2 separate regions of the Homo sapiens genome follow, and region 1 is linked to region 2. Evidence: read pairs that join two places in POLR2A ChIA-PET (ENCODE). Cell type or tissue: PC-3. All regions are shown on one strand. Links, peaks and the distances in the headings refer to the core of each region. The heading gives the core; the rest is flanking DNA. Region 1 overlaps HIP1 (huntingtin interacting protein 1). Region 2 overlaps HIP1 (huntingtin interacting protein 1).

Region 1 (4,387 bases), core at 224-4,223, 160 kb before region 2:
TCACCCCACTTCTCTTTTACCTCCTGTCCACTTCCTTTGCCCTCACCTCTGTCTGATGGTTTCTGTTCTCACTTCTGTGGCACTGACTCCCCACATCTCCCTCCTGACTTCCCAGCCTGAGTGACCACTTCCCACTGGACAACTGTACCCCCTCGGGCGGCCCCATGGCAGGACAATGGTCCCCACCTTCTCTCTGGTGTCAGTTCTGAGCCCTCCCTCCTTCCTGCCCTCACAGCCGCATTCTGTTGAGTGCCTCTGTGAGACTTGTCTCACCCATTCATCCTGTGAATCTTGCATTTCCTGCTCTTATTACATCTTGCCTGGATTTTTGTCATCTCATCCTGCCTGCCCTCTAAATCACCTGTTCTGGACAGTGTCCCTCAAATCCAACACTGTGATTTTTGTTTGTTTGTTTGTTTTGTTTTGAGACAGAGTATCGTTCTTGTCAACCAGACTGGAGTGCAGTAGCGCGATCTCGGCTCACTGCAACCTCTGCCTCCTGGGTTCAAGCTATTCTCCTGCCTCAGCCTCCTGAGTAGCTGGGATTACAGGCGCCTGCCACCATGCCCAGCTCATTTTTGTACTTTTAGAAGAGACTAGGTTTTGCCATGTTAGCCAGGCTGGTCTCGAACTCCTGACCTCAGGTGATCTGCCCACCTCAGCCTCCCAAAGTACTGGGAATACAGGCGTGAGCCATTGCGCCCGGCCGCTTTTTTGTTTTTTAAGAGATAGAGTCTTGCTGTGTTGCCCAGGCTGGAATGCAGTGATGCGATCATAGCTCACTGCAGCCTCGAATTCCTGGGCTCAAGTGATTCTCCCACCTCAGCCTCCTGAGCAGCTGGGACTACAGGTATGTGCTGCCACACCCAGCTAATTAATTTTTTTTTTTTTTTTTTTTTTTTTTTTGCAGAGACAAGATCTCACTACGTTGCCCAGGCTTGTCTCAAACTCCTGGCCTGAAGCGATCCTCTCGCCTCAGCCTCCCAAATTGTTGGGATTATTGAGTCACTGCACCTGGCCCAACAATGCTTCTTCTTTTTTTTTTTTTCCTGTTCTAGTTTCTTATTTTTATTCACTTGTTAGAATTTTGGTTTTTTTTTTTCTTCTGTTTCCTCTACACTTTTTTTCCTCAACTTTTAAGTTCAGATGGTACATGCGCAGGCTTGTTACATGGGTAAACTGCATGTCACTGAGTTTTGGGGTATGAATGATCCTGTCACCTAGGTAGTGAGCATAGTACCCCATAGGTAGTTTTTCACCCCACTTCCCCCCACCATACTCCCCCTTCACTGACAACTACTTTTATAACTGCCCTTTTTCAAAAACTTTTGCTGCCTTCTCTGAGACCCTGCCTGATATGGCACCATCAGGGTCCCTCGTCCCTGGTCCCTGGTCCCTGTCCTTTTTTTTTTTTTTTTTTTTTTGAGACAGAGTCTCGCTGTGTCTCCCAGGCTGGAGTGCAGAGACCCCATCTCTGAAAAAGAAGATTAAAAAAAATAAAAATAAAGGGTTGGTGCTGCACGTTAAGAAGGATGGGGCGTGTCCCTATGGCCCAGGAGATCAGATTCCCTGCCCCACTTGGGCACTGAAAGGGTTCCCCCTCTGGCACTTCTGCAAGGCACTGATGAAGACTGTTTTCTGCTCCCCATTCATTGGCCCACTTATTCCACTGCCTCAAGGCGAGGTGTGGCGGAGACCTGGGTGTGGCAGCGGGCACAGCCTTGTGCAGTGGGCTGGCAGCCAGCTCTCCTCCTGCATCAAGGAGGGTTGATGACCTGGAGAGATGCCCACCTGGGAAAGAGAACTTGTCAGCCCCACCTCCCGGCAGGGTGGTGGCTGTTTCCTGTTTTCCTGCCTGGGCAGCCAGGGAGGAGCTCTGTTCCCAGTGTGTGGGCAGGACTTGTGAGGGGAGAGGGACCGTGATTTAAGGTGTCTGCTGGCTCAGAGGAAGAGAGAATGGCATCTTTTCTTGGATCAGAAAGGTTGCTGCTGCTGCCTCTGCTAATACTGCCACAAGACAGCTCAGGAAGCCAGTGTGGCCTATGGCTTGTGTTTAACACAAGTAACACTATCGTTTAAAGGCATGTTGACACATTACTCCTTTGAAGCCACAGAGCAAGCATGCAGTAGATGGTTGTGGTCAGTTTTCAAATACAGACACTGAGGCTCAGAGAGATTAAAAGACTTGTTTGAGAGCACTCAGGAAGTGGCAGAACTGAGGTTTGAACCTGGCTTGTCTGGCCCCAAATTTTATACTTTCTTTCTGTATCTCCCTTTAAAGCGGAAGCCGGGTCAGTGGCTTAGATATGTGTGACTTAGAAAAGGTACAGACATTTATTTTGCTAAGTTTTTTTTTTTTTTTTTTTGAGATGGAGTCTCGCTTTGTCACCTAGGCTGGAATCCAGTGGTGTAATCTCAGCTCACTGCAACCTCCTGCTCCTGGATTCAAGCAATTCTCCTGTCTCAGCCTCCTGAATAGCTGGGACTACAGGCACATGCCACCATGCCCGGATAATTTTTCTATTTTTAGTAGAGACGGGGTTTCACCATGTTGCCCAGGCTAGTCTCGAACTCCTGACCTCAGGTGATCCACCCGCCTGGGCTTCCCAAAGTGCTGGTATTATAGGCGTGAGCCACTGCGCCCAGCCTTATTTTTCTAAGTCTTTTCTGGTTGACTTATTTGGACACTGAAAATTCCTCCCAGAAGAAAATATTTGCAACACACATAATTATCAAAGGGCCTATATCCAGAATATGTAAAAAATTTAAGAGAAACAAACAAAAAACTTTAAAAAAAAAAAAAGAAAGAAAGAAAAGGCCAGGCACTGTGGCCCATGCCTGTAATCCTAGCACTTTGGGAGGCTGAGGTGGGCGGATCCCTTGAGCCCAGAAGTTCGAGACCAGCCTAAGCAACATGGTGAAAACCCGCCTGTACAAAAAATACAAAAACTTAGGTGTACATCTATAGTCCCAGCTACTCGGCCTAGGAGACTGATGCCAGGGACCTGGGGAGGTCAAGGCTGCAGTGAGCCATGATCACACCACTACACTCCAGCCTGGGTGACACAGTGAGACCTGTGTCTCAAAAACAAACAAAAAGACAAACTTAATTTAAAAAAAAATAAGCAGGAGATACTTAATGAAAGGGGATAAACAAATGGCCAATAAACTTATGAAATGGTGTGCAGCTTCATTAGCAATCAGGAAAATGCAAATTAACATTTAATAAGGTACTGGCCAGGCACAATGGCTCACACCTGTAATCTCAGCACTTTGGGAGGCTGAGTTGGGCAGATCACCCGAAGTCAGGAGTTCGAGACCAGCCTGGCCAACATGGTGAAACCCCATCTCTACTAAAAATATGAAAATTAGGCAGGCATGGTGGGGCGTGCCTGTAATCCCAGCTATTTGGGAGGCGGAGGTTGCAGTGAACCGAGATGGAGATCGTACACTGCACTCCAGCCTGGTGGACAGAGCGAGACTCTGTCTACCAAAAAAAAAAAAAAAAGAAAAACATTTAATGAGATACCTCTACATGCCCATCAGGATGGCTGAAATTAAAAATATTAAAAAAAGAAAACTTGACAGTGCCAAGCATTGGCAAGGACGTGGGGTGATAAAAATGCCCGGCCAGGCATGGTGGCTCATGCCTGTAATCCCAGCACTTTTTGGAGGCCAAGGTGAGCGGATCGCGAGGTCAAGAGTTCGAGATCAGCCTGGCTAACAAGGTGAAACCTTGTCTCTATTAAGAATACAAAAAATTAGCCAGGTGTGGTGGCATGTGCCTGTAGTCCCAGCTACTCTGGAATCTGAGGCAGGAGAATCGCTTGAACCCGGGAGGCAGAGGTTACAGTGAGCCAAGACCGAACCATTGCACTCCAGTCTGGGAGACAGAGCGAGACTCCGTCTCAAAGAAAAAAAAAAAAATGCCCAGGCACTGCAGGTGGGACTGTAAACTGGGGCAACCACATTGGATAATGTCTAGTGTTATGCTAAAACTAAAGACAGGCATCCTCAGTAATTTAGCCATACCACTGCTAGTTATATATCCAACAGAAATGCAAGCACAGCTGGGCGCGGTGGCTCACGCCTGCAATCCTAGCAGTTTGTGATAACAAGGCAGGCAGATCATTTGAGGTCAGGAGTTCCAGACCAGCCTGGTCAACATGGTAAAACCGCGTCTCAGCTAAACTACAAACAAACAAACGAACAAACAAACAAACAAAAACTGGGCATGGTGGTACATGCCTGTAATCCCAGCTACAGGGAGGCTGAGGCAGGAGAATTGCTTGAATCCGGGAGATGGAGACGCAGTGAGCCGAGATTGTGCCACTGCACTCCAGCCTGGGCAACAGAGTGAGACTCAGTCTCAAAAAAAAAAAAAAAA
Region 2 (4,387 bases), core at 123-4,122:
AAAAAAAAACAAAAAAAAACCTTTCTCTCTCCATTCTGTTTTTGTTTGTTTGTTTTTGTTTTTGTTTTTGAGACAGAGTCTCGCTCTGTCACCCAGGCTTGAGTGCGGTGGTGTGATCTTGGCTTACTGCAACCTCAGCCTCCCCATCTCCAGTGATTCTCCTGCCTCAGCCTCTTCAGTAGCTAGGATTACAGGCGCCCACCACCATGCCCGACTAATTTTTGTATTTTTAGTAGAGACAGGATTTCACCATGTTGGCCGGGCTGGTCTGGAACTCCTGACCTCAAGTGATCTGCCTCCCAAAGTGATGGGATTACCGGCGCGAGTCACTGTGCCCAGCCCCTCCCCATTCTTTTCTATCTCAACAAATACTGCCATCATCCATTTAGGCCAGAGATCTGGAAGTCACCATTTTCCTCATCCCCCATGTCCAATCCACTAGCAGGTTTGGTTGATACCCTACAAATATGACCTGCTTCTGAGGTGGGATGGGAGACTGGACTCTGGAGGCAGGGCTTGGGCATCGGACCAAATTAAGGACAAGTAAAACAGGGAAAGGGCGGAAGCACCTCTGCATAAGACACACCTACCAGTGTGCAGTGACAGTTTACCATTGCTATGGCAACATCCGGAAGTTAGCGCCCCTTTCCATGGCAATAACCTGACAATCTGGAATTTACCACTTTTTTTCTAGAAATTTCTGCATAATCTGCCCCTTAATTTACATATAATTAAAAGTGGGTATAAATGTAACAGCTGCTATTCTGGGCTCACTGCGTATGGAGTAGCCCTGCGCTGCAAGGAACAGGACCTCCGCTGCTGGCTGTGCACTGCCGCCTCAATAAAAGTTGCTAACACCAGCCGGGTGCAGTGGCTCATGCCTGTAATCCCAGCACTTTGGGAGGCCGAGGTGGGCAGATCACTTGAGGTCAGGAGTTCAAGACCAGCCTGGCCAACATGGTGAAACCCCGTCTCTACTAAAAAATTAGCAGGGCATGGTGGTGCACACCTGTAATCCCAGCTACTCGGGAGGCTGAGGCAGAAGAATCGCTTGAACCCAGGAGGTGGAGGTTGCAGTGAGCCAAGATCACATCACTGCACTCAGGCCTGGGCGTCAGAATGAGATTCCATCTCAAAACAAAAACAAAAACAAAAGATCTTTACTTAGGCTGGGTGCAGTGGCTCACACCTGTAATCCCAGCACTTTGGGAGGCCGAAGCAAGTGGATCGCTTGAGGTCAGGAGTTTGAGAGCAGCCTGGCTAACATGATGAAACCCTGTCTCTACTGTAAATACAAAAATTAGCCCTGTAATCCCAGCTACTCAGGAGGCTGAGGCAGGAGAATTGCTTGAACTCAGGTGGCAGAGGTTGCAATGAGCTGAGATCATGCCACTGCACTACAGCTTGGGCAACAGAGCAAGACTCCATCCAAAAAAAAAAAAAGGAAAGGAGGGGAGGGGAGGCGAAACCAGGCAAAAGGGAAGGATAATAGAGTGAGAGTTGGGAGGACAGAGGGGGCTGAGAAGGGCCTCCTGACTTAGCTGTGTAAAAGTGCACTCTCTTGTTTTTCCTGTTAATTTCCTCACCCTTGACCATAACTCCCAAATGCCAAGTTTCAGCTTCTCTGCCTGGTTCCCCAGGAGCAAGCGAAGGACAAGTGTGTGGTTGTACCCACCTCCTGGTACCCCTGTTCCATTTGAGAAGCCGAGTACATATTCTGTGATAAATGGCTTCTTTAGTCCAAGGAGACAGGCCCTGAGGCTGATTTCCTGGAATGTCAAATTCCGGTAGCTTGTGAAAGCAGTTGAGCCTGTTACTGTTGGCTCCAAACCAGCAAGATGGGGATGTGTGGTCAGGTGATTTCATTTCCTTTCATTTGCTTCTAGCTTAGAAAAACATCTCCCCTGAGTAGCCACTTTGCTGTTCCACACAGACACGGCTGCTGTCTGAGACCTCACTGTCCTTGAATTCAGGGGAAGCAGCAGTGATGTCACAGAGACAGAGACAGGCCTAAGTCTTGGGATCTGACAGGCTGTAACGAGACCCTGGGGGTTTCGTTTATTGGACTAAGCTGGAGAAAGTTCATTGTTGCAGGCCAAAGGATTTAAGGCCCATGTACCCCTTTCATCTCAGAATAGATGTAGTTAACTCCAGCTACTCAGGAGGCTGAGGTGGGAGGATCGCTTGAGCCCAGGAGGTTGAGATTGCAGCAAGCCTTGATCGTTCCACTGCACTTCAGCCTGGGTGACACAGCAAGACCTTGTCTCTAAAAAAATTAAAACAGGCCAAGCATGGTGGCTCTCACCTATAATCCCAGCACTTTGGAAGGCCAAGGTGGGTAGATGGCTTGAGCCCAGGAGTTTGAGACCAGCCTGGACAACATAGAGAGACCCCATCTTTATCAAAAACACACAAAAAATTAGCCAGGTGTGGTGGCACACACCTGTACTCCCAGCTACTTGGAGGCTGAGGTGAGAGGATCCCTTGGGCCCAGGGAGGTCAAGGCTGCAGTGAGCTATGATTTTGCCACTATACTCCAGCCTGGGCGACAGACTAAGACCCAATCTCAAAAAAATATTTACAAATAGGCAGGGCACATTGGCTCACGCCTATAACCCCAACATTTTGGGAGGCCGAGACGGGCGGATCACCTGAGGTCGGGAGTTCGAAACCAGCCTGACCAACATGGAGAAACCCCATCTCTACTAAAGATACAAAATTACCCAGGCATGATGGCACATGCTTGTAATCCCAGCAACTCAGCAGGCTGAGGCAGGAGAATCCCTTGAACCTGGAAGGTGGAGCTTGCAGTGAGCCGAGATCGCGCCATTGCACTCCAGCCTGGGCAATAAGAGCGACACTCCATCTCAAAAAATAAACAAACAAAATAAAAATGAAGAATATATAAGTCTGGATTCTCTTAGGTTTCTTGGTCTTCAGTGTTTAGATTCAAAATAGAGATTTGAGAATGAGAAAAAGATGTTGATTTTGCCAGATGTGGTGGCTCATGCCTGTAATCCCAGCACTTTGGGAGGCCAAGGCAGTAGGATTGCTTGAAGCCAGGAGTTTGAGACCAGCCTGGGCAACACAGCAAGAGCCTGTTTCTACCAAAAAATTAAAAATTAGCCAGGCATGGTGGTGCATCCCTGTAATTCTAGCTACTCAGGAGGCTGAGGCAGAAGACTGCTTGAGCCCAGGAATTCAAGGCTGCAATGAGCTCTGATTGCACCACTGCACTCTAGCCTGGGTGACAGAGCAAGACCCTGCCTCTACAAAAAGAGAGAGAGAGAGAAAAAAAATATTGGTTTCTTCATGTGCATATCCACCCAAGATTAGGACATAGTACCAAACGATTGTAATTCTCCAAGTGTTTATTGAACGGCTGCCCTGTCCCTGGCATTATGGGAAACAGCTCAGCGGAGCTCAGTCCCCACTTCCCAGGAACTTATAGTCTTAATTGTGGAGAGAACAAATAGTCCAAAAACAAAGAGAAGTAATGAAAGAAGAGAGCTACCTTTGTAGTAAAATTCCCTTCCCTTTTCCTATGGTTAGATGGCTTATCCTCAGAGAAAGTCAATTTCTTTTAATGTTACTCTAAACCAAACACTCCTCGGAAGTTAAATCTGCAAAATAACAACATGTGTTCTACAGCAATGAAGAAATTAGCTTTTTGATTATCTACTCTTCCAAAGGATTTGTAGCATGAATTACTCTTTCCTCACCAGCAGGTCACTGAGGACCAGCTTTAAATAATCCTCTGCAGCATCATAATTGAATCCCAGCACCATGGAGTTTATCTCCTTGACAGCCTGTGCCTTTGGGCTGGGGAGGGGGCAGGAAAGCCAGGTGGCTGCTCTGTCCCCTACATGGGGCTGATGAAGACACCCAGCACCCCTCAGGTCCTTCTCCACCCCTAGGTTGAAAGATCTGTTCTACCGCTCCAGCAACCTGCAGTACTTCAAGCGGCTCATTCAGATCCCCCAGCTGCCTGAGGTAAGCATGCCCAACCACACACCCTCGGCACTGCAGAGGCCCCAGGTACTCTCTTAAGGGCCGGCGGGGCCTGGCAAGCAAGCACTATTTGAGGATGTGTCTCCGTCTTCAGAACCCACCCAACTTCCTGCGAGCCTCAGCCCTGTCAGAACATATCAGCCCTGTGGTGGTGATCCCTGCAGAGGCCTCATCCCCCGACAGCGAGCCAGTCCTAGAGAAGGATGACCTCATGGACATGGATGCCTCTCAGCAGGTGAGGACCACTTGGGAGAGAAACTTGGCCTTTCCTCTCACCTGCAAGTACAGGGGAGAGGCTGGGGGAGACCCTGGCCAAAGCCCATTGACTCTAACCAGGTTCAGGCTTCTCTTCATTCACCTAGCACCAACCTAGGCT

The links. Peaks named below come from ENCODE experiments on the same cell type or tissue, not always from the same donor. Only the 100,000 strongest peaks of a DNase experiment are listed, where the experiment ranks them.
Region 1: POLR2A ChIA-PET joins it to region 2 with 6 read pairs; 4 of 35 experiments call an interaction of 5 or more read pairs at or near these places.

Annotation. Positions count from the first base shown.
Region 1 is chr7:75,725,825-75,730,211 of GRCh38, reverse strand. All of the region lies in intron 1 of HIP1 (huntingtin interacting protein 1), which reads left to right. Among named protein-coding and RNA genes, the nearest start is that of HIP1, 11 kb to the left of the region's middle. RefSeq lists an enhancer at 1-465. In PC-3, for the core only: no CTCF peak of the experiment used is centred there; a DNase peak (open chromatin) is centred at 1,731; H3K4me3 peaks cover 779 bases; H3K27ac peaks cover 1,368 bases.
Region 2 is chr7:75,562,794-75,567,180 of GRCh38, reverse strand. It overlaps HIP1 (huntingtin interacting protein 1), which reads left to right. Exons shown (of 31, transcript NM_005338.7): 10 at 3,918-3,993; 11 at 4,106-4,246. Among named protein-coding and RNA genes, the nearest start is that of SPDYE5, 73 kb to the right of the region's middle. In PC-3, for the core only: no CTCF peak of the experiment used is centred there; a DNase peak (open chromatin) is centred at 1,820; H3K4me3 peaks cover 362 bases; H3K27ac peaks cover 1,207 bases.